Regions from separate parts of the Homo sapiens genome. Here all the other regions are linked to region 1. Evidence: read pairs that join two places in POLR2A ChIA-PET (ENCODE). Cell type or tissue: GM12878. All regions are shown on one strand. Each heading gives the region's core, and the rest is flanking DNA. Links, peaks and the distances in the headings are about the cores only. Region 1 overlaps PIK3R6 (phosphoinositide-3-kinase regulatory subunit 6). Region 2 overlaps PIK3R5 (phosphoinositide-3-kinase regulatory subunit 5). Region 3 overlaps PIK3R5 (phosphoinositide-3-kinase regulatory subunit 5).

Evidence for each region. Peaks named below come from ENCODE experiments on the same cell type or tissue, not always from the same donor. Only the 100,000 strongest peaks of a DNase experiment are listed, where the experiment ranks them.
Region 2: POLR2A ChIA-PET joins it to region 1 with 13 read pairs; 4 of 35 experiments call an interaction of 5 or more read pairs at or near these places.
Region 3: POLR2A ChIA-PET joins it to region 1 with 10 read pairs; 2 of 35 experiments call an interaction of 5 or more read pairs at or near these places.

What each region holds. Positions count from the first base shown.
Region 1 is chr17:8,852,445-8,862,352 of GRCh38, reverse strand. The region is part of intron 1 of PIK3R6 (phosphoinositide-3-kinase regulatory subunit 6); the gene reads left to right. Among named protein-coding and RNA genes, the nearest start is that of PIK3R6, 10 kb to the left of the region's middle. RefSeq lists enhancers at 1-33, 2,654-2,913. In GM12878, for the core only: a CTCF peak has its summit at 3,201; DNase peaks (open chromatin) are centred at 2,797, 4,242 and 6,352; H3K4me3 peaks cover 3,954 bases; H3K27ac peaks cover 5,000 bases.
Region 2 is chr17:8,920,082-8,929,989 of GRCh38, reverse strand. All of the region lies in intron 1 of PIK3R5 (phosphoinositide-3-kinase regulatory subunit 5), which reads left to right. Among named protein-coding and RNA genes, the nearest start is that of PIK3R5, 41 kb to the left of the region's middle. In GM12878, for the core only: no CTCF peak of the experiment used is centred there; a DNase peak (open chromatin) is centred at 5,179; H3K27ac peaks cover 1,010 bases.
Region 3 is chr17:8,953,046-8,962,953 of GRCh38, reverse strand. The region is part of intron 1 of PIK3R5 (phosphoinositide-3-kinase regulatory subunit 5); the gene reads left to right. Among named protein-coding and RNA genes, the nearest start is that of PIK3R5, 7.7 kb to the left of the region's middle. RefSeq lists enhancers at 7,271-7,770, 7,771-8,272. In GM12878, for the core only: no CTCF peak of the experiment used is centred there; a DNase peak (open chromatin) is centred at 6,283; H3K4me3 peaks cover 2,611 bases; H3K27ac peaks cover 4,897 bases.

The sequences.
Region 1 (9,908 bases), core at 1,573-6,572:
GCCTTGTCTTCATATGAGTGCCTGACATTCATTCATTCGAGCATATTTATCAAGGGCCTTCCATGTGGTATAAACAGTGTCAGGTAATGGGGACTCAACAGTGAGCAAAATGGAGCCCCTTCCCATGGGGAGCTTATATTTTAGTGACAGCAGCCAGATAATAAACAAATGCAATAGCGTAGTCCCCTTACCTGCAGGGGACACACTCCAAGACCCCCAGGGGATGACTCAGACCTCCAATAGTACTGAACCTGGCTGCTGTCAATCAGAACACATTTCTGCTCAGGTCTTGCACCCACACATTTAATGCCCTTTCTATCTTAATGAAGCACTTATCATACACTGTGGCCATAACTTTGCAGTTTCAGCTGAGACAGCAAAACTAGCAAAAATTTGTTTTTCCTTCACAATTTCATGGCTAGAAGATTTGTTCTTACCATAGATCTTAGCTACTTCAACATACGACTTTTTTCTTTCCTTGTTAAGATGAGAACTTTCGCCTTTTCACTCACTTCAAGGAAGCACTTGACAGCTTCTCCTTGGCTGACTGACAGCAGCCAGGTTCAGTACTATTGGAGGTCTTAGGCATCCCCTTGGCATATCTCAATTGCCAGCATCACTTCTCTTGCAACTTGGGGCCATGAGTAAGTAAAATAAGGGTGACTTGAACACAAGCACTGTGATACCACGACAGTTTATCTGATAACCATGATGGCTAGCAAGTGGCTTACAGTCAGGTAGCACACACTGTGTACACCCACTGAACAAAGGGACGCTTCACATTCCGGGCAGGACAGACCAGAACGGTGAGAGGTTTCATCATGCTCCTCAGAACAGTGTGCAATTTAAAATTTAGGAGTCATTTCTTTCTAGAATTTTTCATTTAATATTTTTGGACCACAGTTGACCTTGAGCAACTGAAATTGCAGAAAGTGAAACTGCAGATAAGGGAGGATTGCTGTATAGGGCATCGGGTGCTAGGGAGAAGTACAGAGATGCACTGTGTTTGTTGAAAGACTTCTATGGGCCCTGTGTGGCAACCCTAATGCCCAGCCCATTTCAGACATTCTGCAATTAACTTTTCTCTTTGTGAACCACAACTTGAACCACAATATAGAACATGGATTGCCAACACGTCTGCTTTCTTTCTTTCTTTTTTTTTTTTTTTTTTGAGACAGAGTCTCACTCTGTCACCCAGGCTGGAGTGCAGTGGCGCGATCTTGGCTCGCTGCAACTTCTGCCTCCCAGATTCAAGCAATTCTCCTGCCTCAGCCTCCTGAGTAGCTGGGACCACCACACCCAGGTAATTTTTGTATTTTTAGTAGAGACGGGGTTTCACCATGTTGGCCAGGCTGGTCTTGAACTCCTGACCTTGTGATCCACCTGCCTTGGCCTCCCAAAATGCTGTGATTACAGGCGTGACCGTGCCCGGCCCGTGTCTGCTTTCAAGAGCCCAATAGGTAGCATAAATGATGATGTGGACAGGCTGATAGTGCTGGTGTGGTGTGCCTGGCACTGCCCCCGGCTTCAGAGTCCCCATTGTGAACTCAATAGGGACACTGAAGCCCTGGGGAGCACATGGCCCTTCTACAGGGAAGCTGCATGTCAACTCCAGCTAATTGTTGCCACACGAGATTGTGGGTCTGGTGTTGCTAGATCTTCCAGTTACTTATTTTAAGCAAAAGCTGGAAATCTTGATTTTTATATGAAATATGACTTTTAAATGTTGGCCACAGATTCAAATTTCCAAAAACTGTGGCTTCTCCTGGGGAAGGAAACTGATGGGCCAGAGCAGTGGTCCCCAACCTTTTTGACACCAGGAACCAGTTTCATGGAAGGCAATTTTTCCACGGAAGGGGTTTGGGGGTGGGTAGGGGTTTACTGGGTGGGGAAGGGGGCTGGGGCTGGGGCTGGGGATGGGGATGGATTCGGGATGAAACTGCTCCACCTCAGATCATCAGGTATTAGATTCTCTTAAGAAACGGGCAGCCTGGATCCCTTGCATGCGCAGTTCACAATAGGGTTCGAGCTTCTATGAGAATCTTATGCCCACACCGCCCCCCGCCCCAGGAGGCGGAGCTCAGGCGGTCCTGGTGGCTCACCAGCCACTCACCTGCTGCTGTGTCCCTAGTTCCTAACGGCCCACGGATCAGTGCCCATCCGCAGCCTGGGGTTTGGGGACCCTTGGGCCAGAGGATAGCTAAGAAGGAGTCTGGCTTTTCACTGCATAGCTATCTGTGCCTTTCAGATTTTTACCATACGCATGGTTTTTTATGTGAAAAGTGAATTTTAAAAATATACTAGACAGAGCAAAGTCTCTGAGAGTCTCTTACATGAGTCTGCGAAATGGTTAGTCTTCTTAAGCATTGTATTAGTCAGGCCACTCCAGAGGAACACAACAAATAGGATAGAGAGAGAGACTGGGAGGTGGGTGGGGAGTGGGTAGAGAACAAAAGGATGTATTAGCAGGGATTGGCTCCTGTGATTGTGGAGGCTGAGAAGTCTGTAATCCGTGGTCTGTAAACTAGAGGCCCAGGAAAGTCAGTGGTGTAATTCCAGTCTGAGTCCAAAGGCCTGAGAACCAGGGAAGATGACGGCGTCAGTCTCAGTCCAAGTCCGAAGGCTGGAGAACCAAGAGCGCTGATTTTGTCCAAGGGCAGGATGGATGTCCCAGCTGAAGCACAGAGAGCACATCTGCCCTTCCTCCTCCCTCTTCTCCTATTCAGGCCCTCAGCAGATCACGTGATGCCCACCCACATGGCTGAGGGCAGATCTTGACTCACTCCCTGCATTCAGATGCTCATCTTTCCTGGAAATAGCCTCATGGACACCTCCAGAAATAATGCTTCACCAGCCATCTGGGCCTCCCTTGGCCTGGTCAAGTTGACACATAAACCATCACAAGCATGCTGCGTGCATGGGGCGGTGAGACAGTTTCAGTGTGCTAATGGTGGGCCATAGGTGTGTGACGTCTGTTCCAGGGGTCTTGGGCAAGTACAGCCACCCTGCGGTCATTATGAGGTGACAGACTGGTAGACCACGCACCCCAGGGGGCAAGGACTATGTCTCATTCATTCATCTCTAACCTCTCAGGTCTTGTGCAATTTCTGCCCCATGGATTATGTTCTGAAGAGGCTCTTTGATTTACTCACCAACCTCAGCCACCCAAAACACTGCCAGGAACTCAGAAGACAGCCAGAGGGCCCTCTGAGCAAATAGAAGTTGCAAGTCCATGGATGGAAGTTTGATGCTCTTTTCATTGATCAGTTCTCAGGCTTTGTTTCTTCATTTTACATACAAGACAATTGCATGTGCTTATTCCGGCTTCCCAGCCTTCAGCAAACTGGCAGTTGGGTGGAGGAGCAGACACAGCCCAGGCAGGGCTGCAGCCAACACAGAAGGCACTTTGTTCAAATCAGAAAGAGGCACCCCTCTGAGTAGACAAATTACAGCAAGTTCCTCTTTGGATGGATGAATTGCAAAACCTCACCCTCCCTGCCTGAGTAAATTACAAAAAGGCCAGCAGAGCGGTGGGCTGGACTGCAGCCTCCACTCACCCACTAAGTGCAGAACACAGCTGGTGCTGCTGAAATGAGGAATCATACATGAGAAGTCAAACAGTAACAGCCACTCAATGTAGGATAGGGCTACCCTCGCCTACTGATAGCTCCTGCCATCGCCACCGTTTTATGGCACGGTGCATACAATGAGCTTCCATTGAGACTCATTGAGAAAACAGCCAGGCGCCTGGCTCACGCCTCTAATCCCAGCACTCTGGGAGGCCGAGGTGGGTGGATCACCTGAGGTCAGGAGTTCGAGACCAGCCTGGCTAACATGGCGAAACCCTGTCTCTACTAAAAATACAAAAATTAGCCAGGGGTGGCGGCGGGTGCCTGTAATTCCTAGCCTCAGGGAGGCTAAGGCAAGAGAATCGTTTGAACCCAGGAGGCGGAGGTTGCAGTGAGCCGAGATCGCGTCACTGCACTCCAGCCTGGGCGACAAGAGCAAAACTGTCTCAAAAAAAAAAAAAAAAAAAAAAAAAGATTAATTGAGAAAACATTCAGAGGCATGGTTTGGTGCTTGAAAGGGCAAGCTTTATTTCCTAAAAAATTCTTCTCATTCCTGAAACGAAGACACATTTGATGTTGATGCATTTTAAGAATGAGCTGCTTCTATTTCCATTTCCTGTCTACGTGCAAGCTCATCCCCTGGGGGCTCTTCCCCCACACTGGTGTGGTCAGCAGCCCCAAAGGACAGGAAATCGACCACAAAGGTCTCCTGTGGGAGGAGCAAGGAAGCAGCACCTGCACAAATATATAGAAACGCTGAATAAATGTTTGATGAGTGAATGCGTGAGTGAATGAAGGAATGAGCAAATGAATAGGGAGGCTTTCTGACAGTTACTGGTAAAGTTTCTTAGAATTTTACTTTCCCTTTTTTTTTTTTTTTTTTGAGACAGAGTTTCACTCTTGTTGCCCAGGCTGGTGTGCAGTGGCACGATTGCAGCTCACTGCAACCTCTGCCTCCCGGATTCAAGCGATTCTCCTGCCTCAGCCTCCCAAGTAGCTGGGATTACTGGCACCTGCCGCCACACCCAGCTAATTTTTTGTATTTTTAGTAGAGACGGGGTTTCACCATGTTAGCTAGGATGGTCTCGATCCCTGATCTTGTGATCCGCCTGCCTCAGCCTCCCAAAGGGGAATTTTACTTTCAATTAAAAATCAGCCCAGAAGCACTCTCCATTTGCCACAAAAATTCCTGGTATCTTACACTTCTCTTTTAGTCTTTATCTGTGAGATTTCTTTTCTTTCGAGGCTGCCCCGTGTTCATTATTAACCCAGGCCGCCCCAGACAGAAGTTTGTGTTCATTTTATTTCACAAAGACAGAGGGGGGTTCTGTGAGGTTTACAGAGGGGAAAGGAAGGCATGCGGACGTCAGGGGAAGTGGCCATGACCCCACGCCCCAGGTTGAGATCTGGGCTCTAGCCCTGGTTCTATCCTTCATGGCCACGTGGCTTTTGGCAATATTCTTCACTTTCATTCATTCATCAAATATTTATCTAAAATAGGTATTCATTGTCCACTGAGTGGCTGCTGCCCTAGATGCTGGACATGCTGCAGTGAAGGAGACACGCCCCATCCCAGTATTTGCCGAGTTCGCATTCTAATGACTAGCCAAGAAAACTAAGCCTGACAGGAAAAATTTCCATACTGATAAATGCTATGAATAAAATCAGAGTGTGCTAGAGTGTGACAGGGAGGGCTATTTTGGACAGGATGTTCAGGAAAGGCCTCTGAGGCAGTGACATTGACAACAAGACCTGAATGTCGAGGGGGAGCCAGCTGTGGGGAAAGCTGGGGGAAGGGTGCTCCAGGCAGGGGTGTGCAAAGGTTACGTTAAACCCACAGCACAACGTTCTTAAATTGACTGGCGGGCTCCCAGATGTTCATGTAATTACTATGTCCCTGAACATAATATATTAGCTCTCTTCTTTTGTGTGTGCCATCTGTTACACAGTAAAAAATAAGGTCAAATATACTTAAGATTAAGAAATCAGAAAATGTAGAAATGTATTAAAAATTACCTGTGACCCCACTGTTTATGGGTAAGTAATATCACTTTTTTTGTAGTTTAGTGTGTATCATTAAAAGGTAAGAGACTGACACACACACAAGTACAGGTGAAACTGGGGAAATCGGAATAAAATGTATCGACATCAACATCCTGGGGTTTTTTGTTTGTTTGTTTTTGAGATGGAGTTTCACTCTTTCACCCAGGCTGGAGTGCAGTGGTAAGACCTCAGCTCACTGCAAACTCCATCTCCTGGGTTCAAGCGATTCTCCTGCTTCAGCCTCCCGGGTAGCTGGGATTACAGGCACCTGCCACCATGCCTGGCTAATTTTTGTATTTTTATTAGAGACGTGGTTCCACCATTTTGGCCAGCCTGGTCTCGAACTCCTGACCTCAAGTGATCCACCTGCCTCACCATCCCAAAGTGTTGGGATTATAGGCGTGAGCCACCACGCCTGACCAATATCTTGATTTTGATACAGTAACATTGTTTGCAAGATGTTATCACTGGGGGGAAACTGGGTAAAGGGTACCCAGAAACTCTGTGCTATTTCTTGCCACTGCATGGGAATTTACAGTTATCTCAGAATTAAAAGTTTGACTAAAAAAGAGATAAAGACTCCTTTATCTGACACTGACCTATTTTCTGACCCTGTAGTTTTTATTTTCGTTTCTAGAATGTCATATAAATGGAACCATACGGCATGCAGGATTTAGCGCCTGGCTGCCTTTACTCAGCATGTCTCTGAGATTCACGCGTGTCGTTGCACGTAGTTCTCTTTTTAATGCCGAGGATTCTGCTGTGTGGGTGTATCACAGTTTGCTCATTCACGTACCCACTGAAGGCATTTGTGTTGTTTCCAGTTTGGGGCCATTCTGAATAGAGCTGCTATATATATCCATGAGCAGGTGTTTGTGTGAACATAAGTTTTTATTTCTCTGGAGGAAAAAGCTAGGGATTACGGGATCATACAGTAAGTGACGCATAACTTTATGAGAAATTGTCAAACTGTTTTCCAGAACGGCTGTGCCATTTTGCATTCTCACCAGTAACGTATGAGAATTCCAATTCCTCCTGACGGGTTGATGGGTGCAGCAAACCACCATGGCACGTGTATACCAATGTAACAAACCTGCACGTTCTGCACATGTATCCCAGAACTTAAAGTATAATTTTTAAAAAGAGAGAATTTCAGTTCCTCCGTGTGCTCTCCAGCACTTTCTATTGCTCATTTTAAAATCTTAGTCATTCTAATAGGCATATAGTGAGATCTCATGGTTTTCATCTGCCTTTCCCAAACTGCTGATAGCATTGAGCATTTTTTTAATGTGTTTATTTGCCATCCACATATCTTTTTTAGTAAAGTATTTATTTAGATCTTTTGCCCATTTGGGGAGTATTATTTGTTTTCTTACTGTTGAATTTTGAGAGTTATTTATTTATCCTAGTTTTCTTTTTTTTTTCTTTGTCAGATGTGATTTGCAAATATTTTCTCTAGGTCTATACTTTGCTTCTTCATTTTATTTTATTATTTTATTTTATTTTATTGTTGTTTTGTTTTGTTTTGTTTTGTTTTGTTTTGTTTCTGAGATGGAGTCTCGCTCTGTCACCCAGGCTAGAGTCCAGTGGCACGATCTCAGCTCACTACAACCTCTGCTGCCCGGGTTCAAGTGATTCTCCTGCCTCAGCCTCCTGAGTAACTGGGATTACAGGCATGAGCCACCACAGCCAACTAATGTTTGTATTTTTAGTAGAAATGGGGTTTCACTATATTGGCCAGGCTAGTCTTGAACTCCTGACCTCAGGTGATCCACCCACCTTGGCCTCCCAAATGTTGGGATTACAGGTGTGAGCCACTGTGCCCGGCCCGTTTTTTCATTTTGTTAAAGGTATCTGTCATAAAACCAAAGTTTTAAATTTTGATGAAGTCTAATTTGTCATGTTTTTCCTCTTATGGATCATGCTTTGGTATTGTATCTAAAAACTTCTTCCTTCACATGAGGTTACAAGGATTTTTTCCTATGCTTTCTTCTAAAAGTTTATTGTTTTGAATTTTACATTCAAATCTATGTCCACTTTTAGTTTATTTTTGTGTAAGGTCTGGAATTTACGTCAAGGTTTTGCTTCTTGTTTTGCATATCGATGATCAATTGTTCCATCACCATTTGTTGAAAAGACTCCTTTCTCCATTGACTTGCCTTTACAACTTTATCAAAAATCAATTAGCCATATCTGTGTGGGCCTGCTTCCGAACTCTTCGTTCTGTTCCATTGATTTATGTGTCTAGCCCTTCACTAATAACTTTATAGTAATTCTTAAAATAAGGAGTGCGAAGCTGAGCGTGGTGGCTCACACCTGTAATCCCAGCACTTTGGGAGACCGAGGCGGGAGGATAACGAGGTCAGGAGTTCAAGACCAGCCTGGCCAACATAGTGAAACCCTGTCTCTACTAAAAATACAAAAATTACCTGGGCATGGTGGCGTGTGCCTGTAGTCCCAGCTACCTGGGAGGCTGAAGCAGGAGAATTGCTTGAACCCAGGAGGCGGAGGTTGCAGTGAGCCAAGATCACGCATCGCACTCCAGCCTGGCGACAGAGCAAGACTCCGTTTCAAAAAAAAATAAAAATAAAGGAGTGTGAGTTCTCAGGCATTATTCATTTTCAAAACTGTTTGGCTAATCCAATTCCTCTGCCTTTCCCTATAAACTTTAGAATTGACTTATATGTATCTACAAAAAAAAATCCTGCTGGTATTTTTATTGGAATTACCTTAAATATGTAAATGATTTTGGAGAGAATTGACTTTTTTTTTTTTTTTTCAGACGGAGTCTCTCTCTGTCACCAGGCTAGAGTACAGTGGCATGATCTCAGCTCACTGCAACCTCCGCCTCCTGGGTTCAAACGATTCTCCTGCCTCAGCCTCCCGAGTAGCTGGGACTACAGGCGCATGCCACCACACCCAGCTAATTTTTTCCATTTTTAGTAGAGACAGGGTTTCATCATGTTAGCCAGGATGGTCTTGATCTCCTGGCCTCGTGACCTGCCCCCCTTGGCCTCCCAAAGTGCCGGGATTACAGATGTGAGCCACTGTGCCTGGCTGAGAATTGACATCTTAACTATACTGGGTCTTCCAAACAATGAACACAGTATTTCTCTCCATTTATTTAGGTCTTCTGTGATTTATCTAATTAGCATTTCATAGTTTTCATCATATGGCTCCTGCACGTTTTGTTAGATTTATCTCTAAATATTTATTTATTATTTTATTATTATTATTATTATTTTTTTTTTTTTTTGAGATGGAGTCTTGCTCTGTCACCCAGGCTGGAGTGCAGTGGCACAATCTCGGCTCACTGCAAGCTCCACTGCCCGAGTTCACACCATTCTCCTGCCTCAGCCTCCCGAGTAGCTGGGACTACAGGCACCCGCCACCACCCCTGGCTAATTTTTTGTATTTTTAGTAGAGACGGGGTTTCACCATGTTAGCCAGGATGGTCTCCATCTGCTGATCCTGTGATCTGCCCCCCTCGGCCTCCCAAAGTGCTGGGATTACAGGCGTGAGCTACTGCGCCCCACCTAAATATTTATTTAAAAAAAAAATTTGGAGCTATTGTAAATGGTATTGTATCTTCCGAATTCAGCCAATACAGATGTACACCATAATTTTATAACTGCATAGTATTTTGTTGCACAGATTAATTTATTTACTTGGTACTCTATAATTGTGCCTTTATTTTTTTTTTCTGGTTGTACTCTATTGTTAACAATGTTTTAATGAATGCTGTTGTACATATCATTTATCCATTTGTCCAATATTTCCCTTCAGATAGGTTTTTAAAGGTCGAATTGCTTAGACAAAAAAGTATGAATATTTTGAATTTTGATAAATATTGTCCAGCAATCACCCAGAAAGGCTATACTAATTTCTCTTCTCACCAACTATGTATGACTGGAAATTTTCTCATATCCTATCCTTGCCAATACTGGATGTCATTATCTTTTGTCATAATTTTTGCCACTCTCTCTCTTTTTTTTTTTTTTTGAGACAGAGTCTCCCTCTGTCACCCAGGCTGGAGTGCAGTAGCGACATCTTGACTCACTACAACCTCCACCTCCCAGGTTCAAGTGATTCTCCTACCTCAGCCTCCCAAGTAGCTGGGATTACAGGCACACGCCACCACACCTGGCTAATTTTTTTATTTTTTAGTAGAGACGGGGTTTCACCACGTTGGTCAGGCTGGTCTCGAACTCTTGACCTCATGATCCGCCCACCTCGGCCTCCCCAAGTGCTGGGATTACAGGTGTGAGCCACCGCACCTGGCCTGCCACTCTCATT
Region 2 (9,908 bases), core at 2,721-7,720, 66 kb before region 1:
TATTTCTTGTTTTTTACTGTTTTTAAATTCGATCGCTTTTGGGGTACAGGTGGTTTTTGGTTACATGAATGAATTGTATAGTTGTTAAGTCTGGGATTTTAGTGGATCCACCATCTGAGTAGTGTACATTGTACCCAGTAGTTGGTTTTTCATCCCTCACCCCCTTCCATGTCTCCCCCATTCTGAGTCTCCAATGTCCGTTATACAACTCTGTATTTCTTTGCAAACCCATAGCCTAGCTCCCACTTAAAAGTGAGAACATGTGGTATTCAGTTTTCTGTTTCTGCCTTAATTTCCTTGAGATAATGGCCTCCAGCTTCATCCATGCTGCTGCAAAGGACATGATTTTGTTCTCTTTTTTTGGCTGTATAGCATTCCACTGTGGCAGTCCCCACTTATAATTATGAGTTTGTCTATGTTTTCTTTCTGTTCTCTCAGTTTTTGCTTCACATATCTTTTTGGTGTGAACACATTTAGGTTTGCTGTGTCTTTTAGTGAATTGACCTTATGTCATTATATAATGTCCCTCTCTGCTTCTGGTAATTCTCTTTGCTCTGAGCTCCACTTTATCTGATATTAATATAGCCATTGCTGCTTTCTTTTAATTAATGCTTGCACGATATATATTTTCCCACCCTTTTACTTTTAATTTGTCTATATATTTATATATAAAGTGAGTTTCTTGTAGACAGCAAATGGTTGGGTTATGTTTTATAATTCACTACAAATCTCTGTCTTTTAATTGGCTTATTTAGTCCATTTAAATATAATGTAATTACTGATATGTTAGGGCTCAAGTCTGCTATTTTGTTATTGGTTTTGCATTTTTTCCTATGGACTAACTGAACATTCTTTAGAATTCATTTTTTATTTTATCTGTAATGCTTTTATATATATCTATTTGTATAGCTTTTTGAATGGTCACTGCATATATTGTTACTTATCACAGTCCACTGTTATCATTTTACCAGTCCTAGTGAACTGTACCTCCCTTTATTTCCCTTTACCTGCCTCCATTTATAATATGATTGTCTTAAATATTTACTCAGCATACATTTAATGCTACATCAGACTGTGTTATTTTTTATTCAGCCATCTAAGATAACTTAGAAAACTCAAGAGGAGAAGGAAAATCTATTGTATTTACCCAGATTTTTCCCTTTCTTATTATTTCTTCCTGATGTTCCAAGATTTCTTTCTTTTATTATCCTTTTTTCTGTTTAGAGAATTTCCTTTGGCCATTCTTCTAGAGTAGGGATGCTGGTGACAAATTATTTCAGTTTTTCTCCCTCTGAGAGTATCTTGATTTCCTCTTCATTCCTGAAGGATATTTTTGCTGGATATTGGACTCTAGGCTGACAGTGCTTGTCCTTCAGCAATTAGAATATGTTATTCCACTTCCTTCTAGCATTCATAATTTTTGATGAAAAGTACACTGTCATTCAAATTATATTTCATCTAAGATAAGGTGTTGTTTCTCTCTTGATCCTTTCAAGATTTTTTCTTTGTCTTTAGTTTTCAGAATTTTGACTATGAGATGTCTTGGTGTGTATTTCTTGGCTTTATCCTGTTTATGGTTCACACAGCCTCTTAAAACTGTAGTTTTATATATTTTGCCAAATTTGACAAGTTTTATGTGATTATTTATTCAAGTACTTTTTCAGCCCTGCCTTCTTTCTCCTCTCCCAGGAGGTTCTCCTCTTCAGGTTCCACACTCAGCCTCCATTGCCAAGTTTTAAGTGATTATTTCTTCAAGTAGTTTTTCAGCCCGGCCTTCTTTCTCCTCTCCCACTGGTACTCCAATCACATGAATGTTAGACCTTTTGTCTGACATTACTAAGGGGTAGAGTGGGAGTTCCAGCTACCTATTAGGTTTTGTCTTTGTTTGTGCTGCTATAAAGGATACCCAAGGCTGAGTCATTTATAAATAAAAGAGGTTTATTTGGCTCACAGTTCCGCAGGCTGTACAAGAAGCATGGCATCAACATCTGCATCTGGTGAGAGCCTCAAGCCACATGCAGTCATGGTGGAAGGTTAAAAGGAGCTGGTGTGAAGAAATCACATGGTGGGAAACTGGGTGCAGGGGGAAGGTGCCAGGCTCTCAGGGGAACTAAGCTGGTTCCCAACCAGTTCTCAGGAATGAAGAGTGAGTACTCACTCACTCCCATGAGAATGACACCAAGCCATTCAGAGAGATTGGCTCCAACCATCCAAAGACCTCTCACCAGGCACCACCTCCAACACTGGAGATCAGATTTCAACATGAGACTTGGTGGGACCAAAAAAAAACATATCTAAGTTCTAACAGGCCTCCACTGATACGTCTCTGGCTAGAAACGGTAGGAGTGCCTCCTTACAGCTACAATGCCACCACAGCAGAGGGGATGACCTCATTACTTCTGGGCAGTGGTAAAAGTCTTGACTCCCTGCTAGGCTTCCTCTGACATCATCTTATCATGGAGGTGTCTCTTTACTGTCTGGTGGGGGTGGAAGTCCAGGCTCCTCACTGGTGTCCACTAACACTGTGGAGTGGGAGGGGGCTAATTACCGCTAATGGAGATAAAAGACCTGGCTATCTACTTGGCTTCTTCAGACAGTGGCCATGGCAGGGGATTTGGGGAACCTCATTACGGCCTGGCCAGGGTGGAAGTCTAAGCCGATTAACTGGCTTTTGCTGGTGGAGGTGGCACCACAATTTTCCCTGTGGAGTTTGGCTGGAATAGAGCAGGTATTGTCTAAAAGTGTCTGTCTTGCTAAGTTGCCTCTTTCCTCAGGCTTTGGCTAGAGAGAGCAGGCTTTTGTGAGGGCTTTATTTTAAATCTGCACCCATTTTTTCAGATTGCTGGCTGTTCAGCTCCAAGTCTGGAATCTATAAGGCAAAAAGAGAAGCCAGGGAACTCACCCATGCCATTCCTTGTCCCCAGGGTCCCTAGCCTGTGTGCCTTCTCTCTCTCTTTCAGGGTCTCTTATGTTAGTTTTATATATATTGTTCAGGGCTTGTAGTTGTATTTCAAATGGAATAGGGAAAAGCATATCTACTCCACTTACCCAGCACCATTTTTTAATTTATATATATATAACCTCTGTTATCTATGTGATAAAAAACAAGGCATAAAATATATATTATGAAAAATGTTTAATAAAAAATAAAAATTATTCCTATTTTTACCTCCCAGATATAATTTCTGTTAGCATTTGGACGTGTAACCATGTTGGGTAGTGACATGGTTTGGCTCCGTGTCCCCACCCAAATCTCATCTCCAATTGTACTCCCATAATTCCCATGTGTTGTGGGAGGGACCTGGTGGGAGATAATCTGAATCATGGGGGCAGTTTCCCCCATACTGTTCTTGTGGTAGTGAATAAGTCTCACGTGATTTGATGGTTCTATCAGGGGTTTTACTTTTGCATCTTCCTCATTTTTCTCTGGCTGCTGCCATGTAAGACGTGCCTTTTGCCTCCTGCTATGATTCTGAGGCCTCCCTAGCCGTGTGGAACTGTAAGTCCAATTAAACCTATTTTTCTTCCCAGTCTCAGGTATGTCTTTATCAGCAGCATGAAAATGGACTAATACGGGTAGTTTTTCTTTTGACATCGATATAGACATTTTTTTTCAAACTGGAAGAACCTTAGGGTTCTTTTGGATCCTGGGGCATTTCATAAACCCAGCTCTTCTGAGCAAAGCTTCCCAAAGCAGTTGCCTCTCTGTCACTTCTCTCTCCTTAGCCCATTCCATTTGGTCTTTTCTTCCTGCACTTGTTCTTTCATGGTCACTCAAACCCTCCATGTCACCAGATCCAGTGGCCACTTCTCTGCCCTCATGCTGTAGACCTTGCAGTGGCATTCCTCACTCCCTCCTTGAAACATGCTTGTTTTGGATCCTGTCACATCGTGTTCTCCTCCTGCTCATGAGCTGCATCTTCTCAGTGTCTTTTTGTGATACTTCCGGTGCCACCTCTTAACACTGGAGGTGTTCTCCTCACTCTTCTCGCTTCACATGGTTCACAGCCTCAGTGACCACAGCACCATGTGAACTCCCAAATAGAGAGCTGTAGCCCAGACCTCTCCATTGGGGTCTGAAGGGGATAGAACTCGGACAAAGCAGGACTCTTGTTTTCCTCTCCCAAATTGTCCTCTCCCCAAACTTCTCCATCTCAGTGAATGTGATGCATCTATCTGCATTAAAGGAAAAGACAAAAGGGGATGAAGCATCCAAGGAAAAAGTGCACACCCACTTGGGGACCAAAATGTACTCAGCCATGATGCAAGCTGTACCCACTTATTATAGAGATTTTGGCCTGAACCTAAGCCTGGATTTTCTTAATCCATTTCCATCTGATTTAGACATAATGTCAATCCCTCATTCTGGCTTGTCAGTGTTGGTTTCAGTTTGGATTGTATGCATGTGTGTTCCTTTTTTCTCTATCTATCTATCTATCCATCTACTATCTATCTACTATCTATCTATCTATCCATCTACTATCTATCCATCTACTATCTATCCATCTACTATCTATCTATCATCCATCTACTATCTATCCATCTACTATCTATCTCTCCATCTACTATCTACCTATCCATCTACTATCTCTCCATCTACTATCTATCTATCTATCCATCTACTATCTATCAATCCATCTATCTATCAATCTACTGTCTATCCATCTACTATCTATCCATCTACTATCTATCTATCTATCCATCTACTATCTATCATCTACTAGCTAACCATCTATCTATCTACCCATCTACTATCTATCTATCCATCTACTATCTATCTATCTATCCATCTACTTTCTGTCTATCTATCTACCCATCTATCCATCTACTATCTAGCTATCTATTCATCTACTATCTATCTATCCATCTACTATCTATCTATCCATCTACTTTCTATCTATCCACTATCTATCTATCCATCTATCCATCTACTATCTATCTATCTATTCATCTACTATCTATCTATCTATCCATCTACTATCTAACTATCTATCTGGTATATTTGGTGAGAAGTTGGGAGAGACTGCATCAGTGCCTGATGCCCTAATGTCATAGTAAGTTGTCCATTAGAGATCTAGAGAGTTCTAGACTGGGCTAAACGGGACTCTTGACATCAGCGTTTGTTTCATAAAAAGTTGTAAAAACCACACCTGGCCAAGTATCGGGAGGAGTGTCTGATTTCAGTTCTGTCCACAAACCTGATGAGTATCTGTTTTCTTGTTAGAGAGGTTTCGCTCTAAAGCATATTCATGAATGGGATGGAGGGGGAGAATTTGAGAGATTTTTCTTGCATAATTGGGCAGGAGTTCAAAGAGAGTAAAAAGGAGACTAGTGAAGATGTGCCCGTGTCTGAGAACAATGACCTGCTGTTGGATTAATGGAGAGAAGACGGGGTGGTAAATGGTTTATCACTCTGGAAGAGAAGAAAAGCTGTGCAAGGGAAAAGATAATGGATTGGACCAGTCTACCCCAAACTTATTCTGATAGTAAAGCATCTAGAAGTCACAGTGCTCTGGAAGGAGAAAAATCTTCCTTGCCCAAAACTATGAAATATTCATATCTGTCTTACAAACTAGAAATGATTCTACCTGTAGAAAGTGAGCAGCCTGTGTCAGGCTGCAGGTGGCTCACGCCTGTAATCCCAGCACTTTGGGAGGCTGAAGCCAGCAGATTGCTTGAGCTCAGGAGTTCAAGATCAGCCTGGCAACATGGTGAAACCCCACCTCTACAAAAAAAAAAAAAAATTAGCCAGGCATTGTGACATGTGCCTGTAGTTCCAGCTACTTGAGAGGCTGAGGCAGGAGGATCGCTTGAGCCCAGGAGGTCAAGGCTGCAGTGAGGTATGATCACACCACTGCACTCCAGCCTGGGAGGCAGAGCAAGACCCTGTCTTGAAAAGGAAAGGGAAGGGAAGGGGAAGGGAGGGGAGGGGGGGAGGGGAGGGGAGGGAAGGGAAGGGAAGGCTGCAATGTCACAACTGCAATCTTTTTCCACACCCAGAAGGCTGCAGTGAGGTATGATCACACCACTGCGCTCTGGCCTGGGAGGCAGAGCAAGACCCTGTCTTGAAAAGGGAAGGGAAGGGGAGGGGAGGGGAGGGGAGGGGAGGGGAAGGGAAGGGAAGGGTGCAATGTCACAACTGCAATCTTTTTCCACATCCAGAAAAACCAGAAAGCTGCCAATATATGTGTAATTGGCCTTTCTTGAGTTTTTACATTTACATTCATTTGCTGCTTTATTCTCCTGTGCACATTGTCTAACCATTAAGATGGGCTCCATATTTAAAGGTGGTAGGATTAAACAGTCTCCCGTGTAAGTGCCCAAGGTTTAGCCCAGGTGCCCAAAGAATTCGGTTGCTGCCTGGAGCTTATTGCTTGTTTTATTGTTATAGTCTTCCTCTGGTTTCCCAGCTTGGCAGTAATTTCAGTTTGCCCACCCCTGGCTCCAGTATAGCTGCTCTTACTTGCATGGGGAAGCTAAATTGCCTACAGCATACTTCATTTACCAGCTGAGAGAATACTCTGTACCGCAGTCTCCTCATCTGTAAAATGGGGGTAAGGAGTGTCTACCTCACATGGATTTAATGACTTAATTCATAGAAACACCTAGAACGGTGCCTGCCACATAGTAAGCTTTCAATTCCTATTAGCTGCTATTATTAAAATTATTATATGAAAAGGTGACATTGTACATCCTGTTGTCTTTTCGGTACTGTACCTGGGTAGAGTGGACCAGAGAGACCTTAGTTCGAATCCTCTCTGTGCTATCCGTATGTCCTTGGGAAAGTCTTTTAGCCAACAGGAGCTGAACTTCCTCATCTCTGCAAGTTCAGAGTGTCCTAGAGTGGCTCAAAATAAATGAGATCATGTGCTTCAAGCCCTAAGCATGGTATCTGGCCCAGGGTCAGTGCTGTGTACACGTTAGCATCTTTCTCCTTCCCCTCCTTCATCCTCATCCCATTTCTTCTTGGTCTTGACCACAACTGTGGTCTTCCCAGGCATTCCTGTGCCCCTTCCTTGGTAAAGAAGGGCTTGAGCAAAGATGGGGGGAAGTGGGCAGTCTTGCCTCTGCTTCTTCAGTGTTTCTTTCTTTTGGTACATCTCTACTTCATCTTCTGCCTTCCCTGGACCTCCACACCATGTCCACCTACCTTTTCACATTTCCTCCCTCTCCTGGCCCCAGAGTCCTTCTCCTGCCCACTAGCTACCGTCACTGCTGTAACAGACTCATCTGGTGGCTAAATCATCCTCCAAGAATCTTACATCTTGAAAAATAAGCTAGGACAGAGGAAGTGAACAGCCCTAACCCAAGGAGAATGAATCACCAACAATGGAAACTCAGCCAATTTTTATGCAAGACGTCTTCCCTGGAAGCCTCAAATTACAACACTGAGACGAAACAGTACACTCAGCCCTTTAAGTGTCTAGAAACCAGTAGAAATGACTTCCTATGAACACGACATAGGAAAGAACATGGGCTTTGAGAGTCACGCCAACTTTGCACAGACTTCAAGCTCGGGCCATAGGAATTGTGACCATAGGAACTTGAGTGAATAAATGGCTTACCCTCCCTGAGCTGCAGGAAATGTGAATAATTATGATAATGTCACAGGGTGATTATGATTATCAAACTAAGTAATCAATGTCTTGGGGATTAACTGAATGTTAATTCCCAAGACAATGGGGATTGATAATTTGATAATCAATTTGATAATCAATTATGATTATCAAACTAAGTGAAAGCGCCCAACATAGTACCTGACACAGATCAGCCACTCAATAATTACCTTCCTCCTTTTCTTCCTCCCTCCCTCCCTCCTTCTCTCCCACCCTCCCACCTTCCCTCCTTCCCTCCTTCTTTCCTATTCTCCAGGCTGAAACTCATGGAGAATGAACAAATCGGGTGGTTTGTTTTTGTTGTTGAGTTATACAGGAGTTCTTTATATATTCAAGATGGTAGCCCTTAATCAGATATACGATTTGCAAATATTTTCTTCCATAACATGGCTTGCCTTTTCACTCTGTTGATTGTATCCTTTAATGCACAGAGTTTTAAATTTTGATATTTAACTATTTTTTCTTTTGTTGCCTGTGCTTTTTGTGTTATATCCAAGAAATCTTTGACAAATCCAATGTGATGAAGCTTCCCCCAATTTTTCTTCTAAGAGTTTTATAGTTTTAGCACTTTACATTTAGATCTTTGATCCTTTTTGAATTAATTTTTTATGGTATTGAATCTTCCTAACACCAGAATATGTATTTCCATTTACTTTTGCTTTTTCGTGTCCCTCAAACATTTTCTTTATAAAAATATTGCATATTTTTAAAGTTTTTAAAAAAATTTGTATTACTTTTGTTGCTGTTAGAAGTGGAATCTTGTTTCCCCAACATAATTTATTTGCATAGTTAGATAATATTGATTTCTATATTAATTTGTGCCTAACCACTTTACCTAACTCTGTTCTTTGGTATGACCATTTTTCAGTTGATTTTCTTGGGTTTCTATGAACATTTCGAGGGTGAAAAATTATGAATTATGCCAATTCTATAATTGGCAAAGCTATAATTCATGAGCCAGAATGAATGACATATGACATGTAAAGTCTCAGAAAGTACCTCACCCACATATCTGTCCTGAAACTACTCGAAATACTTGAGTGAGCAAGACATGAACCAAAATAAAGGACTTATAAGTAGGAATGGTAGGGTACAAAACAAAACAGTGAGTAATAAAATAAATGAAACTTAAAGCCACTGTCCAAAAATACTGCTGTTATCACAGTTATTACATTTAATGTAAATGTCAAAAACATTGAAAGAACTATGAAGTAGTATAAAATATTTAATACAGGCCGGGTGCAGTGGCTCATGCCTGTAATCCCAGCACTTTGGGAGGCTGAGGCGGGTGGATCACCTGAGGTCAGGAGTTTGAGACCAACCTGACCAACATGGTGAAACCCGTCTCTACTAAAAGTACAAAAATTAGCCAGCCGTGGTGATGCATGCCTGTAATCCCAGCTACTCAGGAGGCTGAGGCAGGAGGATAGCTTGAACCTGGGAGGCAGAGGTTGCAGTGAGCCAAGATTGCGCCATTGCACTCCAGCCTGGGCAACTAGAGCGAAACTCCATCTCAAAAAAAAAAAAAAGAAAAAGAAAAAAGAAAAAAAAATACTTAATATACATATGGACCTGTATTTTAAAAGAAAACAAGTTACGTTAAAAGAAGGGCTAAAATTACAGAAGTAATTGTAAAAATTATATAGGAATTTCTGATTCTTGCTAATTAACTTTAAAATCTTGATTAAAGTGAATGATATTGTCAGAAAACCTAAATTTGCAAAGTTGACACATAAAGTTCAATACCTGAACAGACCAATAACTCTGGAAGAAATTTGAAAAGGGATTCCAAAAATAGCCTTGAGGAGAGCAGCTGAAGTCACTCACTGCTGGGCAGCAAGGAGAGTGCGATCCTCATCTATGCAGAGGGATGCATGATTATCCTTCGTTCCAGGCTCAGATTCTACTTACAGATTTACTGCCGTCTGATCTGGGCAAGTCCCTTCACCACTCAGAGCCTTTGTTTTCATATCTGTAGAGTGGGAATGTTGTACTAAATGGTACCTAAGGTGCCTTCCCAGTCTTAGAGTCAAATGTGTGTGTGTATGCATGTGTGTGTAAAATAAAAAGCATGACTTTCCAAGTCTAACTGTGCGTCAGAATCATGCAGGAGGTGTTTTATTTCTTGGCCTAGTTCTGAAGACATCAAGAGTTGGGCAGGTGAGATGTGTGTGTTAAGAAAGCACTCTGGGCCGGGCATGGTGGCTCACGCCTGTAATCCCAGCACTTTGGGAGGCCGAGGCAGGTGGATCACTTGAGGTCAGGAGTTCGAGATCAACCTGGCCACCATGG
Region 3 (9,908 bases), core at 2,063-7,062, 100 kb before region 1:
AGATAGAGTGATCCTTAACAAGTCAAGGGAGAGGTGTTTAATTTGATTTTTGAGCCTCAGATATAGATGGGGTGGGAGGAGAGAAAGGAAAGAGTACATCTGACTTCTGCCCAAAGGGAAGATGATACCCTCCCGTAGCAAACATATATTACATAGTAAAATATTTCATCAATTTGAAGATGTACATATTTTCACATTTTAGCACTGAATGTGCTAATTGTATGAATTTCACTGAAATCAAGGTGCATTTTACTGTTTATGGCATCTTCCAATTATAATAGGCAACAATATTTCTTCCTTATTGCCACACAAAATAACGGTGCATCTTACAATTGATGGCATCTTAGATTCTATTAAATACAGTGCACTTTTTATAGATTTGGGGGATGTGTTAGCGATACACAGGTCCACACAGAATTATGTTGTTCTCATAGCTTTCATACATTAATTTTTCCAGTAGCTCTACCTTCTAAGTATCAGAACTTTTCATTGTATTATGTTTTAAAAGAAATCTTTGTAAAGTATGTTGCTTGCATTTATAAATGTAGCATGTTGGATATGATTGAATAATTTCTTGAAATTTTCATCAAATGGTTCTGGCCTGCCATTCTCTTTTGTACCCTGTGTCTTTTTGTACATTCATGCTTCGTTCTCTTTCATCTTTCTCCCTGTCCTTTTCTCCTTTGGCTATGACTTCATGGTGTTGGGCACTGTGCTGAGTATGTCATGTCCTTTAATCTTCACAGTCACACTCTGAGGTAGCTACAATTATTGCCCCCATTTCACATATGAGAAAACCGAGGGCCAAGGCCACACATTTAGGTGGTGCCAGAGCTGGGCTGACTCTGGCGTCTGCTCTTAACCAGAATTGACCAAGCCTAAGTGGTGGCCTAGGTGTTCCTGTGGGTGTCAAGCGCATGCCCCATACAACACAATTTGGGGGCATGAATTGTGGCCACGAGGTGCTTTTGTTTGGTTGCTTGCTTGTAGGATAGCAGCTAGGTTCTGGATAGTTGAGGTTATCGGTTAAGTGACTTCCAGATAAGTGAGTCACAGCTACAGCAAGTTACACCCAAAAGGGGGTTGGGGGCTGATGAATGGGAAGAAATGGATGACTTTCATGGCACAGAGAAGATCCTGGGTCCTTCTTGAGTCTTCTGAGTCTATCAAGTGGCTTGCTAGACTTTGGGCCCTAGAGTTCGGCATCCACAGGAGACTCCTGCTTCCATGGAGCTTCTCTCCTGCTGCCATGGTGATGTAAGATTACACATCTGCGTGAGTCACTTTTATTTTCATTTTTTTTTAAATTATTATTTTTTAGACAGAGTTTCGCTCTTGTCACACGGGACGGAATGCAGTGCCGTGATCTCGGCTCACTGCAACCTCCGCCTCCTGGGTTCAAGCAATTCTCCTGTCTCAGCCTCCCGAGTAGCTGGAGTTACAGGCGCCCGCTTCCACGCCTGGCTAATTTTTGTATTTTTAGTAGAGATGGGGTTTCGCCAAGTTGGCCAGGCTGGTCTCGAACTCCAGACCGCAGGTGTTCTGCCCGCCTTGGCCTCCCAAAGTGCTGGGATTACAGGTGTGAGCAACCGCGCCCGGCCTGCGTGAGTCACTTTTCAGCTGAAAACGCTGCAGAGCTGCATGACTTTCCAGAGACGGTCCACACCCACCACCCATCCCAGGTCCACCCCTCCTTCTTCCTCTCCTGTAGCCTGAGGAGACCTCTGCACCTTTGCGTGTGCTGTTGCTTCTCCCCAGATTGCTCTTCCCTGCCTCTGCCTGCCTGGTGAACTGCCAGTTCCTCCTAGAAGCCCAGCTCAAGCCTCATCTTCTGAATCCTTCCCTGATGCTCTTCCTTTGCCCTTCAGCACTGACCGCCCCCTCCTTCTTCATTGTGCTTTCTATGTCTTCGCACCATAGCACTGACCGCCCAGGCCTACAGGGGGACCAGTGACCTGGCACAGCTATGGCCTGCTCACCCTAGCCACTTGATGTTCAGCATGGCGTCAGGCTGTCACTCTGAAACTCCCTGGGATCTCACAAGCAAGGCGTCCATGCACAGCAACAGCAGAAGTTGCCAGATCACAGGATGGGGTGGGGGGCTGGGGGTGGGGCCCGGAGGGAGTGGTGTGCTTTTCATTTTCATGTCCTCAGGAGTCTTGTTGTTGTTGTTGACCTAGGCAAATGAGCTTGTGTGGTTTCCTTGTTAGAGTGCAGGGCTGGGGTGTGAGGGCTGAAGGTGGCTCACATGGAGCCCAGTTCCTGCCAGGCTCCCCAACTCCTAGCCACGTGATCTTTGCTAAGTCCATGTACCTCTCTGCATGTCAGTTTCCCCATCTGTGGGATGGAAATCTGGCACTCAATGCTTTATGTGGCCCCTGCCTAATCGCTAACATTTCACTTGTTCATTCAACACTTCTGCATGGAGCGCACCTTCTGTGAGCCAGGCATGTGCCAAGCTCTGAGGACACTGAGCAAGACAGGCAATGTTCCTGCCCCGTGGAACTCACAGTCTCATAGACAAGACATGCAACACACATATTGTTCAATTACAATTGTGAGAATTATGGGATACTATGAGATTATGGAAAGGGAACTCAATATAGTTGAGGGGTTAAGGAAAGGTTTCTCTGAAGAAGTCATATTTGAGTTGAGACTTGAAAGATATAAAGTAAAAGAGAATCATAACAATCATAATACTAATACCTACCATGTAGTGAATACTTGCTAAGGGCTTTTTGAGTGCATTCTCTCCAGCATTCTTTTCAACATCTCATGTGTGGGGTATGTGGGCTCCCTCTCCTGTGAGGATCAGATGATAGCACTACTGGCAAGCACCCTTCTCAGTGTCTGACACAGACCAGGGACTCGTTCCCACCTTCCTCACCCCTCCCCGTATTCCAAGGTCCAGCTTATGGACGCTGAGGTCATCAATACTAATGGGGGGGCCTCTCTTCTCCTTTCCACTGACCATCACCAGATAGCGTGTCCCGCTCAGGAGCCCTCTGCATTTGTGCATCTCCATCAACAGCTCAGGGAGTTGAGTCCCCAACCACAGAAAACTCCACCGTATTTTTTGCCAGGCCTTCATTCTGTTCCTCTTAGGAGCCGCTGTTCTGGGAGGGTTCAGAAGCCCTGATCTGGATTGTCTGTCTCATCTAGGAAGTCACTTGTCCAGCTCCCATATCCTTCTTCCACCAAAGCTTTCTCCCCAGAACCATGAAGTCTGTGCAGACGTATCACTGGGTTTTTGGCCTGAGCATTTGTTCCTGCATGGCTTGGTGGTTTGGCCCTTTTCAGGCAAATCTCCATACAGCCACTTCCACCCAACCTGGCCGAGCCAGCCAGCCTCCTGGGGGAGCGTTCTGCAACCAGATCACATCTACACTGACAACTCTTCGAGGAGAGTCTCAAACTCTCTCTAGATAGTTGGCCCCTTTGAAAAACTGATGAAAGCGAAAGATCATCTCTCTCGTCACCCATAAGCACACATGTACATGTGAATGCATGTGCACACACACACACACACACACAGTCTCTCTCGCTCAAAGTTTTGCATAAAATTCTAAGGTCTTCTTGGATCTCTGCAGTTCACCAAGGGACCCAGGTTAATAACTCCTGTTCTAGAAAACATGACTTTCTGTGTGCTGATTTCTTTGGATTATCCCCAGCACAGCTCCCTGTGGGAGGAAGCTGTTGTCAGAAGCAAGCTGGGGGTAGTGATGGATAATGAAAACTGTGTAGAGGACACTGGTAGCGACTCACTGGTGAGAACCCTGAAGCGGCGTGCTGGGGGCCATCTCATGACTGCACACTGGGCCACTGCTCTGTTGTTGGATTTCTCACCAAGTTTTGAATTCAGCCCATTTCCAAGATGATTAAAGAGTGAAAGAGAAGGCCCTGCGTGGTGGCTCACACCTGTAATCCCAGCACTTTGGGAGGCCGAGGCGGGCAGATCACCTGAGGTCAGGAGTTCAAGACCAGCCTGACCAACATGGAGAAACCTCATCTCTACTAAAAATACAAATATTAGCCGGGCGTGATGGCACATGCCTGTAATCCCAGCTACTTGGGAGGCTGAGGCAAGAGAATCGATTGAACACGGAGGCGGAGGTTGTGGTGAGCCGAGATCGCGCCATTGCACTCCAGCCCAAGCAACAAGAGGGAAACTTCATCTCAGAAAAAAAAAAAAAGAGAGAGAGAAAAAAAAAGGTGTCTGTGGCCACACACATGAATATAAACAGTCTACGGATCAGAGAGGCATGCATGACTGTTCCTTTGCCACAAAAGTCTGCAACCTCCCAAGTTCCCAGGGACAGGCATGAGCTTGGGGCTTTGTTTCTCTGATGTGGTCATAGTTCTTTAGAACCAGTGCCTTGATGTAAAGTGCCATGTGTGAAGGACGTTTTCTTCAATTCCTCCTTTGTAAGGATTTTTAAAAGCATGAATGGATGTTACATTTGTCCAATACTTTTTTAAAGCATCTGCAAGGAAACTCTTGTACTCTTTCACCTTGTGATAGATTTATGTGACACATTAGATCATTAGCTTCCACATATTGAGCCCTCTGCATTTCTGGAGTAAACTCAATTGGGTCAAGGTGCTTTATTCCTTCAGTACTGTGCTAGGTTTGATTTGCTGTGATTTTCTTTAGGATTTTTTTTTTTTTTTTTGAGACAGTCTCACTCTGGAGTGCAGTGGTGCGAACCTCCACCTGCCAGGTTCAAACAATTCTCATGCCTCAGCCCCTGAGTACCTGGGATTACAGGCACCCACTACCACGCCTGGCTAATTTTTGTATTTTTAGTAGAGACGGGGATTCACCATGTTGGCCAGGCTGCTCTCGAACTCCTGGCCTCAAGTGATCCACCAGCCTTGGCCTCCCAAAGTGCTGGGATTATAGGAGTGAGCCACCGCATCCCACCTTTCTTTAGGATTTTTGCATGAAATGAATTTGACCTCTATTTTCCTTTTCTGTGCTGCCGTTGTCAGTTTTTGATATACTGACTTTGCAAATGATTTTGGAAGCACGTTACCTTCTCCCACGCCCTGTGACAGCTTATAGAGCGGGGAATGAGCTGCTCCTTGGAAGCTGGGAGAACGGCTCCAGTCTTGAGGTCTTCCACTGTGGGATTCTTGGCTTCCCACTCCCCAAGCTTCCTTCTCTTCTCTCTTCCTCAGTCCTCCCAGGTACAAATCTGTAAACCTCAGAGCTCCCAGGCTCATGCCCGAGAGCCATCTTTGATTCTTGGCTTCCAATGTTCAGCCACTAGGTCCCATGGGTCCTTACTTTATATGCCCTTCAGCTAACAAGCATGCCTATTTCCACACTGAACTGGGCATATCCACCTTGAGTGAATTCCAGGTGCTGCATTTGGAGGATGCTGAGCAACCACTTCATATCCAGAGATAGGTGACCAGGATAGCGATGACAGAATATGAAGTAATTAAGAAGTAGCGAGGTTTTTCTCCAAGAAGAGAAGACAGAGGAGAAGTAGTATCTGTCTTCAGATGTTTGACGAGCAGTGTCCTTTGAAAAAGGTGAAGACTTCTCAACTGGGTGTCATTCTCTGGAATGGAAAAGGGATGACAGAAGGAAAATTGTAAGAAAATAGACTCCAGCTCACTAGAAGGAAGATCTCAGAGAAATTCAGAGCAGGTCAACAGTGGAATGGGAGGCTTCGTGGTGGCTAGTTTCCCGTTGGGGAAGTATGCAGGGAAAATACATGTTATATATTATGGAAATGATAGCCGTGAGAAAGGAGACCAATATAGCTTATTTTTAAAGAGCCTGTAGTTCTCTAAATCATGGTGGCCATGTCTGACTGGTTGTGTAAACGCTGGTTGTTCTGAGAACATGATTTGAGTTTGAGTAGTTCAGTGACCTTGAATAAACAGGTCCCAAAGCTGGGCAGTTTGCTCAGAAACCCCACAGCCCTGCTTCACAGCCCGTTCTCCGCAGCAGAAGCACCTTGGCTGTGAGAAAACCATAGCCATTCATGGATACTGGGATCCTCGCCCACATCCTCTGCTGGGAGCATGGGCTTTTCTTGAGGTCTCTTGTTCTTGGCTCCTTCTGATACTTGGTAAAATAAACTAATTGAACACCATTTCAAAATTGCCTTCCTCCGTGAGTGTCCCAGATAAGATCTTGGGGCCAACCTATCTCACCTCCAGGTTGAGCTGGGAATTGATGTCCTCTTGTTCTTGGGGTTTTCACGTCAATGTTTCATAGGTCTTTGCACTGTGCATTCACTTCTGTACCATGTTGAGAGTTTCATTTTGAGAAAACGAAAAGCTCTGCGCTCTCCTTGGCCTGTTATTGTGCTTAAGAGAACACAGGGGGCTGTGATGTGATGTACGGGCTACAGGATGGGAATAGGAGATGTAATCTCTAGTCCTGGCCCCTAATTACTTCCTCATCTTGCTGAGTCTGTTTCCTCCTGGACCAACTGGACTCTATGATTCTGACCACCTGGGAGTTTTCAAAGCCTGCTCTCCAAGAGTTTTCTTGTGGGAGCTGCTCTGATGGGCTGAGCAGAGAGGGGACCTGCTCCTTCCCTCATGGTGCCACCTTATGACAGGACTCCCAGTGACTATGAGTCCCTCTTCAGACCTCAATGGCAGAAACCCACCCTCTAGCCCATGCTTCTGCTGGAAGGCTTCCTTTCAGGTCACTGGTGGCTCTGGAATGGCAAGTTCCAATAGTCTCTTCCCAACCTGCATCTTTTTTTTTTTTGAAGTCTCCATAAAGTCTGATGCCCGACAAATTTTTGTTTTATTTTTTATTTTTGAGAAAGGGTCTCACTCTGTCACCCAGACTGGAGTACAGTGGCACGATCACAGATCACTGTAGTGTCAACCTCCCCAGGCTCAGATGATCCTCCTGCCTCAGTCTCCTGAGTAGCTGGGACTACAGGTGTATGCCACCACGCCCAGCTAATTTTTTGTGTGTGTTTTTTGTAGAGACAGGGTCTCACTATGTTGCCCAGGCTGTTCTCAAACTCCTGGGCTCAAGTGATCTACCTGCTTCGGCCTCCAAGTACATGCGGGTTATTTTCACTTGATGCCCTATTTCAACTTGAGCAATATCCAGAGCCCAACTCTGCATCCACAAAGCAGGCTTCCTGTGCAGACTTCCCCATTTCTGTCTCTGCTGAAACCAGACTCCCAGCCTTGAAACCTTGGACTCATCTCCGAGTCCTCCCTCCATCTTCCTTGTTCCCCACTCCCCAGCCCGTTTTGATGGTGCTTCCTTTCTCCATGGCTCTTGTTTCTCTCACTTCCCCATTGTTCTCTCTCCTACCCAATTTGGCTTTATTTACCATATGCCTCTGGTGGGCCTTTTGGACCACAGGCTCTTCCTCTCTTCACCAGGAGATTCTTCTTATGAAAACTTCTATGTCACTGTGTTCAGATACTTTGATGGCACCCCACTGCTTAGGGAGAGTCCAGAGTCCTTAGTCTTCTGTTCAGGTTTCGAAGTTGAGTCCCACTCCTTTCTCCACGAATCATCACGCTCTCCTCCAGCCAGACTGCCTGACTCAGTTTTCCCAAGACCTAACGTGTGTTCTTGCCTCACTCATCCCCTTCCCAATGAGGGAAGCTTTCCAATCATTTTGTTCAGTGCTGACTCTCCAGTGCCTTGCAGGGGCCAGCACTTGTCATTCAATCAGTGCTTGCTGAATGAGTGATTGCCTGGTCGAGCAGCCAGCATGGAAGAGGCCCGGGCCTCAGCCTTGGATGACTGATGATCGGGCAGGCTGGGCTGCTCCCCATCTGAGACCTCTGTGGGGTTCGGTCATCCTCCCCTCAAGGACCCTCCAGACATATCACTGGTCTTCTGTGCACAACTGCAAGGGCTTCAGACACCAGTGGCTTTGTGATCCACTGTGGGACAAGGCAGGTGTCCTCCTCTGGGCTGCTTCAGACCCCTGAGCCTCTGGCAAACTCCAGATGCAAACTCCAGGTGCTGAGAACCCTCTGCTTGGGAATCTTTTTTTTTTTTTTTTTTTTGAGACGGAGTTTTGCTCCTGTTGCCCAGACTGGAGTGCAGTGGCACAATCTTAGTTCACTGCAACCTCCGCTTCCTGGGTTCAAGCAATTCTCTTGCCTCAGTCTCCTGAATAGCTGGAGTTACAGGTGCCCGCCACTACACCAGGCTAATTTTTGTACTTTTAGTAGACATAGGAGTTTCACCATGTTGGCCAGGCTGGTCTTGAACTCCTGACCTCAGGTGATCTACCCGCCTCGGCCTCCCGAAGTGCTGGGATTAAAGGCATGAGCCACCGCACCCGGCAGGGAATCTTCTTACCACCCTCCCATTTAGTCAGATTTAAGATGAGCAGTTAGCTAAGTCTGAGAGCAGGGGAAGCCCTGGGGAACCTTCCCCCAACAAGCCACTCCCAGTCTGGTGACAGCTTCTGCATAAGAGCCTGGGGAAGTGTCTGTTTGCAACACGGTGTTTACAAGGCAGAGGGGCTTCCTGTCCCGCCCGTGCCAGGCTGTGGGGCAATCAGGGCAATCAGGAGCTGTGTTTTCAGAGGGAGTAAGGCGAAGAAACTGTTGAGGGATTTCTGGAGATTCTTCGAACATCACCAGGGGGTGCCTGGCCTACTTGACCCTGGAGGACAAGGGAGATGTAAAATTCAGGTTTAAAAATTGGGAGCAAATTAAAGTATTACTAACTGATTAATTTGCATATGGTCCTTTGCACCTTGCAAAAATACAAAGCATTTTTCACAAAAGTAGCCCTCCCTCTGAGTCTAATGTGGAAATCTCTAGAACAAAAAACTTCCTTTTCTCACTCCCAAGCCGGGGGAGCTTGGGTCAGAGTAAGCAAGGACAAAGTTATTTCTTTTTCTTTTTTCTTTTTTTCTTTTTTTCTTTTTTTTTGCAGAGGAAAGAGCACTTTCTGGGGGAAGGGGAGAGCGGTGGAAATTACTCCCCAGGAGCGATAACTCCCCCATTCCAATTCAGAGCTCATGCATGATGGAGAGTGACACTCTCTCCGTGCATATCTGAGAAATGGGCTGAGGAGGCTGATACTGGACCCTCTGCCTCCTCCAAGGACTGTGGCAGCCCTAGGACACACACCTGCCAACCTGGAACCATTGCCATGGCTCTCACAGAAACACGAGCTTGTGTCCAGAGCCCTTGTTGTCTCTTGGGCCTCAGTAAAAGTATCTGGAAAGGTCTTGGAAGGTGGGTTGGGCTTTCTTGGCCCTGGGGACAGGAATATAGTCCACTTCCCCTCTTCAGTGGGTGGGTAACCCAAGAGTGGGTGATCAAAAGATGGGGCTCACTCTTACCACCTGACTTCTGAAGACCTGAGGTTGTTTTTAGTGGTGAATCCATCCTCTGAACCCATTTGATGCCAAATGTGAGCTGGCCAGTGGTAGGGCCAAGGTGCAAAGGCTCCTGTGAGTTCAACACATTAGCCTGTGGGTCACGGTGCTATGATAGCTGTTGGTGTGAGGGGATTTGCTTTACTGTGCAAAACAAGAGAAAAATAAGGGTGTGGCCCTTTAAAGAACTTGCTAATAAAAACCTCCCACTTGAGAGAGGCAGAGCTTGGCCTAAAGGGTGGGGTTGAGGAGGGAGATGATGGGTGGAGTTGAACAAGGACTAGCCTTATGTAAGCATCAAGAAAACACATTTCTGAACTAGTGAGGCTAAGTAGCTCAGGTCCAAGGCATGTGAGACATTTGGGAGTTGGTTCAGAAGGCTGTTCTAGAGGGTACTTGAGTTGCCTAGCAGATAGATGGTGGGGACTTGTGGAAGTTGATGGAAGCAAGCCCTCAATGCTGGACCATGTAATGGGTGCAATGAATAAAGAAGGAGGCGTCCAACTTCCCATTCCCTCATTCTCCCAACTGTGGTCCAAGGCACTGTGCTATTACAGTCCA